Linked DNA regions of Homo sapiens: region 2 is linked to region 1. The links are chromatin loops, found by intact Hi-C in ENCODE. Cell type or tissue: B cell. All regions are shown on one strand. Region 1 overlaps LMTK2 (lemur tyrosine kinase 2). Region 2 overlaps BAIAP2L1 (BAR/IMD domain containing adaptor protein 2 like 1).

What was found. Hi-C counts contacts between places; a loop is a spot of excess contacts. Peaks named below come from ENCODE experiments on the same cell type or tissue, not always from the same donor. Only the 100,000 strongest peaks of a DNase experiment are listed, where the experiment ranks them.
Region 2: it touches region 1 in a loop (25-fold over the local background); 1 of 110 quality-filtered maps calls a loop at or near these places.

What each region holds. Positions count from the first base shown.
Region 1 is chr7:98,200,734-98,204,733 of GRCh38, forward strand. LMTK2 (lemur tyrosine kinase 2) reads left to right here. Exons shown (of 14, transcript NM_014916.4): 12 at 2,841-2,973; 13 at 3,211-3,453. Among named protein-coding and RNA genes, the nearest start is that of BHLHA15, 8.7 kb to the right of the region's middle. RefSeq lists an enhancer at 2,860-3,039. In B cell, no CTCF peak of the experiment used is centred here; DNase peaks (open chromatin) are centred at 1,918, 2,768 and 3,320; H3K4me3 peaks cover 1,800 bases; H3K27me3 peaks cover 454 bases.
Region 2 is chr7:98,313,098-98,317,097 of GRCh38, forward strand. BAIAP2L1 (BAR/IMD domain containing adaptor protein 2 like 1) reads right to left here. Exons shown (of 14, transcript NM_018842.5): 7 at 2,363-2,515. It also overlaps a transcript of BRI3 not described here. Among named protein-coding and RNA genes, the nearest start is that of BRI3, 33 kb to the left of the region's middle. In B cell, no CTCF peak of the experiment used is centred here; DNase peaks (open chromatin) are centred at 1,584 and 2,384; H3K4me3 peaks cover 2,153 bases; H3K27ac peaks cover 1,278 bases; H3K27me3 peaks cover 411 bases.

The sequences.
Region 1 (4,000 bases):
ACTTTCAGTCATCTCTAGATTACTTATAATGCCTCATACACTGTAAATGCTATGAAAATAGTTGTTATACTGTATTATTTATTTTGTTGTTGTTGTTGTTGTTGTTATACTGTTATTTCTTATTTGTGGTTGTTTCTGAATGTTTTCTGTCCTGGTTGGTTGACTCTGAGGATGTGGAACTCTCTGATCTGGAGGGCCTCCTGTCCTTCTGTTCTTTTTCATTATTGATGTTCTAGGTTTCCTTCTGGAACCCTTTCCCTTCTAATTAAAGAAATTTAACTAGCTTTTCTTTTCTCTCTTTTTTTTAAAAACCCATTTTTTTGCAGGATTCCTTTTATTTTTAAATAAATTCTCTTAGTTTTTTTTTCCATCTAAGACTATTTCACACTCATTCCTGAAGCCTGTTTTCTCTGAGTGTAGAATTCTGTGTTGATAATTGTTTTCTTTCAGCATTTTAAAAATGTATCCCTTCCTTCCACCCTCCACGGTCTCTCATGAGAAATTTGCAGTCACTCAGATCATTCTTCTCCTAGAAGTACAAGTGGAGCGTCCCTTATCTGAAATGCTTAGGACCAGAAGCATTTTAAATTTCTGATTTTTTCAGATTTTGGAATATTTGCATTATACTCACCAGTTCAGCATCCCAAATCTGAAAATTTGAAATCCCAAGTGCTCCAGTGAACACTTTGGGCGTCATGTCAGCGCTCAAAAGGTTTTGGATTTTGGAGCATTTTGGATTTTTGGTTTTCCGATTTGGGATGCTCAAGCTGTAATACATGTTTTATCCCTGGCTGCTTTCAAATCTTTGTCTTTAGCTTTCAGCAGTTTGATTATGGTGCATCTGAGGGTGGATTTCTTCGTGTGTGTGTTTTGTTTTGTTTTGTTTTGTTTTGTTTGAGACAGAGTCTTGCTCTGTCACTAGCTGGAGTACAGTGGCACGATCATAGGTCACTGCACCCTTGAACTCCTGGGCTCCAGTGATCCTCCCTCCTCAGCCTCCTGAGTAGCTGGGGCTACAGGCGTGCACCACCACGCCTAGCTAATTTTTAAATTGTTTGTAGAGACAGCATCTCACTGTGTTGCCCAGGCTGGTTTTGAACTCCTGGCCTCAAGGGATCCTCCTGCTTCAGCCACCCAAAGTGCTGGGATCACAGTTGTGAGCCACCCCACCTGGCCCAATTTCTTTGTATTTATCCCGTTTTTGTTTTGCTAAACTTAAATCTGTAGTTTTGTATCTTTCACCAAATTTAAGAAGTTTTCAGGCATTCTTTTCTTCTAGTACTTTTTCTGCCCCACGCCCTGTCTCCTCTCTTCCTGGGACTCCAGGGTTAGACCCTGTGTATTCTCTCATAGGTTCTGAGGCTCTGGTCCTTTCTTCCTCCAGGTTTTTTTTTTCTTGCTCTTGTTTGGATTGGGTGATTTCTGTTGCTCTGTCTTCAAGGTCCCTGATGATTTCCTTCGTCATCTCCATTATGCTGTTGAGCCCATCCATTGAATTGCTAGATTTTGGTTATTATACTTTTCTTTTCTGAGTTTTGCTTTTTGTCATTCTTCTTATCATCTGTTCCTTTGCTAAGATTTTCCCTATTTCTGTTCATGGTAAGAGTGTTTCCCCTTAGTTGTAGGAGCATTTTTATAATAGTCCTTTTTCAGATAATTCCAACATCTGTGGTACGGTGACACTGGCACCTGTTGATTGTCTTTTCCCAGGTAAATTGAGGTGTTCCTGGTTTTTGTATGTGAAGTAATTTTAGCTTTTGGATCCTCCTATCATGTTAGGCAGTCTGTGCCATGTGTAAATGCTGTGAATCATGTTGATACTTTTACCTTAGCAGGCCTTGACCCGGTGGGTGCAGGCCACAAGCTCCAAGCAGCCTTCTGTGGGTTGTGGTTTCAGTGTCAGCTCCCAGTTCCCCTTTCAAAGCCTTCGCTGTGCTGTTTGAACCTGCCCCACGTGTGTGCCCCGCACCCCACCCCGGTCTCCCCTGAGGTTCATTTTCAAAGCTTGGGTGTGTTCAGAGTCAGATCTACCACACACAGCCCAGGAGCCCCCCAGCAACTTCATCGGGTCACCTTTTTGAGCTCCTCCCTCTTCTGTGATGTCCCTGATACTTGCAGTTCTTTGGGCCTCTGCTTTCTGGTCCCCTAGCTAGAAAGTTGAGGCTTTAGTTACACGATGTGCCATACTTCCTGCAATCGCACGCGCATCTGGAGCCAAGCAGTGGGAGGACAGAAGGGAAAAAAACTCAGCGAGGGTCCCCTCCCGCTCGTGATCACAGTCCTCCAGTGGAGAGGAGGCTTCATGGCCCTCAGGATTATAGGCAGCTGTTGCCCCAGGATTGCTTGAGACTGGAGAGCAAGAGAACAGAGAAAAGAAGAAAGCTGGAATTCCCCCTTCTCTTTCTGAGCATCAGAAGACCCCCTTCCTGCTCCGAAGCCAGAACCAAGGGCTTCTCCTGGAGCACTGTGTCCAGGGCAGTGCCCACTTTGGATTCCGGGCTGACCTGAGTCCAGGCGGGGGATTGTGGAGGAGAAGCCGACACACTTGTTGCTGGTGGGTGGCACCTTGAGCACTGCCGCTCGTGCCCGCCTGCCTGCTGCTCTGCGCTTCTCTGCAGCCTCAGAGGGCTGCTTCATGCCTCTGCCGAGGTCAGAGCTGCAGGCAGAGGGAGAGACAGGGCCTAGTGTCTGTCCGTCCTCCCAGGCCTGGAGCCGCCCTTGTCTTGAGACGCTTACTTCTCAGTCGATGAGTCTGATGCGCCTGCCAGTGGGGAAGCGGTCACACGGGGGGTTCCCGTGAGCAGGCCTTTGCTGACAGGAGTTTCTGTTTGACTTTTCAGGAGACCCCAACCAAAGAGCTGGGGCCCTGTGGAGGAGAGGCGTGCGGCCCGGACCTGAGCGGCCCAGCCCCAGCCTCAGGCTCTCCCTACCTGAGCAGGTGCATCAACTCCGAAAGCTCCACCGACGAAGAAGGTATTTCACGTCATTGTCTAGTTTTAAAGGAAACTGAAAAATTGAGTAATGTAAAGGTTTTTTGAGGGTAACTTCCCATGTTGCTTTAATGACGCCCCCTGACATGGGCACAGAACTGCCATCTGCCAGCCGGGCCGGGCTGTGTCTTCCGACCTGCAGGGCGCACCTGCCCAGAGGCTCCCCCTCTCCCTCATCACGCAGTGATAAAAAGGGTGGGGTTTTATTTTTTATTTCTAGGTGGTGGCTTTGAGTGGGATGATGACTTCTCCCCAGATCCTTTTATGTCAAAGACAACAAGTAACCTGCTCAGCTCCAAGCCTTCTCTCCAAACATCCAAGTACTTTTCTCCGCCGCCACCGGCCCGGAGCACGGAGCAGAGCTGGCCGCACTCGGCGCCTTACTCCCGGTTCTCCATCTCTCCCGCCAACATTGCCAGCTTTTCCCTCACACACCTGACCGACTCGGACATCGAGCAGGGCGGTGAGAGGCGCTGCGTGCTGGGGATTGGGAGTGCAGGGTCGGGGGTGGGGCGCTGCAGCTGGGAGATGGTGGTTTTGCAGGCCTGATAATCTCATGTCTTCTTCACATTTGCTGAGTAGATTACAAACTTGTTTTTATAAAACTCCCATCATCAGCTGGGTGCAGTGACTCCTGCCTGTAATCCCAGCTACTCAGGAGGCTGAGGTGGGAGGATCAGTTGAGCCTGGGAGTGTGAGACCAGCCTGGGCAACATAGTGAGACCCCATCTCTAAAAAAAATAAAAACTAAAAAATTAGCTGGATGTGGTGGTGTGCACCTGCACTTCAGCTACTCAGGAGGCTGAGGTGGGAGGAATGCTTGAGCCCAGGAGTTCAAGGCTACAGTGACCTATGATTGTGCCACTGCCCTCCAGCATGGGTGACAGAGCAAGACCCTGCCTCTAAAATAAATAAATAAAACTGCCAGCATCCTGAGTGTGCTCTCGGGGCCATGCCCCCTGCCTGTTGTGGTCACTCTCAGGCTCGTTACCGGCCACCCTGTGGGGCCA
Region 2 (4,000 bases), 110 kb after region 1:
CCTCACACCACCCCTGTCCCCAAATGCCACCCCACCCCCAACTGTCACCCCACCCCCAACTGTCACCCTGACACTCTGCAGCACCGTGGACCAGCTGCTTGGGCCTGCTTCATCCCAACTCCACAGAAAGGACTGAGGCGCTTTAGCTGAATTAAGGGAAGCCACAAAACCAGTTTTCAGATACTCGAAGAAACTTCCAGCATAGAAACGAGCAGATTTGGTCTGCGTCACTCTAGAAAGCATTACTGGGACCGATGGTTAAGTCTAAGAAAGACTCTGCTGATAACTGGAGCTCCCTGAAAAGGTGCTAGGCTGCCTCATGACACGGTGGGGATATCACGCAGGAAGAGAACCTCAAGGTCACCTCTGTCCTCTCCAGCCTGCGACCCTGGTGCCACAGGATGCCCTCACTCTGGGAAGAGAAGATTCTAAAGTGAACTCTACATTCCCGAAACTAGTACAGACATGCTGTTGACAAAAGTGATCACCTAATACAGCAACTATTTCCTTTGCTGTAACCATTTTCTTCTGCTTTTTTGAGAGAGGATTTTGGCTCTGTCACCCAGGCTGGAGTGCACTGGCACAATCACAGCTCACTGCAACCTCGAACTCCTGGGCTCAAACAATCCTTCCACCTCAGCCTCCTGAGTAGCTGGGGCCACAGATGCACATCACCACAACTGGCTAATTAAAACTTTTTTTTTTTTTTTTTGGTAGAGATAGGGTCTCGCTATGCTGCCCAGGCTGGTCTGGAACTCCTGGGCTCAAGTGATCCTCCTGCCTTGGGCTCCCAAAGGGCTGGGATTATAGGCATGAGCCACTGTGCCTGGCCTGCTGTACTAATTTTAAATCTTATTTAGGGAGCTGAATACTCCTTTTTCTTCCTTTTTTTTTTTTTTTTTTTTTGAGACAGAGTCTTGCTCTGTTGCCCAGGCTGAAGTGCAGTGGTGTGATCTGGGCTCACTGCAACCTCAGCCTCCTGGGTTCAAACAATTCTCCTGCCTCAGCCTCCTGAGTAGCTGGGATTACAGGTGCTCACCACATGTGATTAATTTTTGTATTTTTAGTAGAGACAGGGTTTCACCATGTTGGCCAGGCTGGTCTCAAACTCCTGACCTCAAGTGATTCACCCACTTTGGTCTCCCAAAGTGCTGGGATTACAGGCGTGAGCCACCATGCGCAGTCCTGAATATTCCTTAAAGTTGTAAAAAGTTTATAGAAAATACAACATTTGCATACATACAAGGCCAAAGTATTTTTCCTTTAAAACAAAGACAAAGCTGACTTATATTCAAGCTCTTGCAAAGCTTCTCCTATATTGGAACACTCTCTAACTTTACTATGAACAACAATGAATTTCTGACCTCAACCAGTGCTAGTTTTGGATGTTTACAAAGGCCCAACAGAGTTCATAATTTAAAACAAAGGAAAGGAAATGTGACATGTGTTGCATCATGATTCCTGGGGGTTCGAACCTCACAGCTGTGTGTGTTGGAAGGAGGGTGATGAGGTCATTCAGTTGAATAAACCAGGAACCAATACCACCAAGAGGAATGAACGCATCACTGAGCCCAGCTGTCCTGATGCGCGTGAATGGGGGCCCGTGGGCTGGGGCAGAGCTGCCCGTGACCCCCGGACACGGACCCATGAAGGGAGCATCTCAAATCGCCCAGGTGGGGTAGACCTGGGCCCGCTGGGACTCACCAGCAGCCATGGTGAAGACACTGATGCTGAGGACACATCAGAAAGGGCCTGGGGAAAGCTGACTCGCAGGTGAGAAGAGCAAACATGTGCTATTTTTCAATGATGAAGCATTATTTTATGAAGGACTTTAAATATGGATGTATTATTAATTTATTAAACATTATACATGGACGTTTGACCATTTCAGCTGTATTTCTATAAGTTTATATGTTCAAGTTGGCCAAACACAGTTTCTCTGGAATCTTTTCATTGGCAAAATGGCCCACTGCTTTATATTGGGCATGTGTGGAAGGTGAGTGGCGTGCATGTGTGTATATCTCTGTACGTATGGACTGATTGAGACAGGGTCCCGCTCTGTTGCTCAGGTTGGAGTGCAGTGGCACAATCATGGCTCACTGCAGCCTCAACTTCCCAGGCTGAAGGGATCCTCCCACCTCAGCCTCCTGAGTAGCTGGGACTACAGGCACATGCTACCATGCCTGGCTAGTTTTTTTTTTATTATTTTTTATAGAGACAGAGTTTTGCCATGTTGCCCAGGCCCACCTCAGCCTCCCAAAGTGCTGGGATTACAGGCGTGGGCCACGGCCCAGCCTTCTGGGGCATTTAAATATGAAATAAAGTTATTAATACGCTCAAGGCAATTTGCCACCACACCCACCTGTAAGTGATAATAATGTATGTGGTTTGCAAAGCCACAGTGCTTATCAACCAGAAAGCAGAAGCGCCTCTTCTCTTCAAGCAGAGCCTCTTTGCAACCATCTGCAATGAATTTCTGGATTTCACTCTGACGAGAAGTAACGGTCTCCACATACTAAAAAAAAAAAAATAATAATAATAATAATTATATAAGCATGACATGAGCATCAGATAGCGTGCAGCCTGACGTTTATCTTCTGCCATCTTTACACCTGCTTTATTTGAATAATAGAGTAAATACATGAGAGGAAAGAATGCTGTAACCTGACCTAAGTAGATACCATCGTTCTCCTTGAGGTCCCTGACTCGTGTGCAGAGAGAAGTTGCCCAAGGGCTTGACATTCCCACGGGGCAATTTGCACAAATATTACTTTGTACTTCAGAGATATGATCGTGTCCTACTGGAAAGCACCACGGGCTTTGGAACCAGAAAGTTCCAGGTTCAAACCCAGTTCCAAATGCCAACAATAGGTGATATGCTTTGGCTGTGTCCCCACCCAAATCTCATCTTGAATTGTAGCTCCCGTAATTCCTATGTGTTTGGGGAGGGACCTGGTGGGAGGTAATTGAATCATGGGGGCAGGTCTTTCCCATGCCATTCTTGTGATAGTGAATAAGTCTCACAAGATCTGATGGCTTCATAAAGGGAGTTTCCCTGCACAAGCTCTCCTTTGCCTGCTGCCATCCATGTAAGACGTGACTTGCTCCTCCTTCCCTTCCACCATGATTGTGAGGCCTCCCCGGCCATGTGGAACTGTGAGTCCATTAAATCTCTTTCTTTTGTAAATTGCCCAGTCTCGGGGTATGTCTTTACCAGCAGCATGAAAATGGAGTAATAAAATATGATTTAACCTAAGCCTCATTTTCCCCATCTGTACAATGGGAATAGTAACACTGATCATGGAGAGTCCCTTCTTCTTTCAGAGCCAGGATAAAAAGCCCATGTTTTGGCAGGAGGTCACTGATTAATTATACTTAACTCAGGGAAACTCTACAGCCTTCAGCTCTCAGTCAAAATGCTTATTTTTAAAAACTGATAGATTATATATTTATAGGGCACATGTGATAATGATCAAAGCAGGGTCCTTGGGTGGCCATCACCTCAAATTCTTATTGTTTCTATGTGTTGGGGACATTCCAAGACCTCTCTTCTAACTATTTTGAAATAATGCATCGCTGTTAACTATAGTCACCCTACTCTGCTATTGGACACTAGAACTTATTTCTTTTATCCAATTGTATGTTTGGACCCATTAACCAACCTCTCCTTCATCCACTCCCCAGTCAACACAATGACCATCCTCAGCTATCTAGAGAATGACAGGTAACCATCATTCTACTCCCCACTTCCATGAGATCAACTTCAAAACTTTTTTTTTTTTTTGAGATGGAGTCTCATTCTGTCACCCAGGCTGGAGTGCAGTGGCATAATCTCGGCTCACTGCAACCTCTGCCTCCCAAGTTCAAGCAATTCTCCTGCCTCAGCCTCCGAGTAGCTGTGACTACAGGTACCTGCCATCACCCCAGCTAGTTTTTGTAGAGGCAAGGTTTCACCACATTGGCCAGGCTGGTCTCGAACTCCTGACCTCATATGATCCTA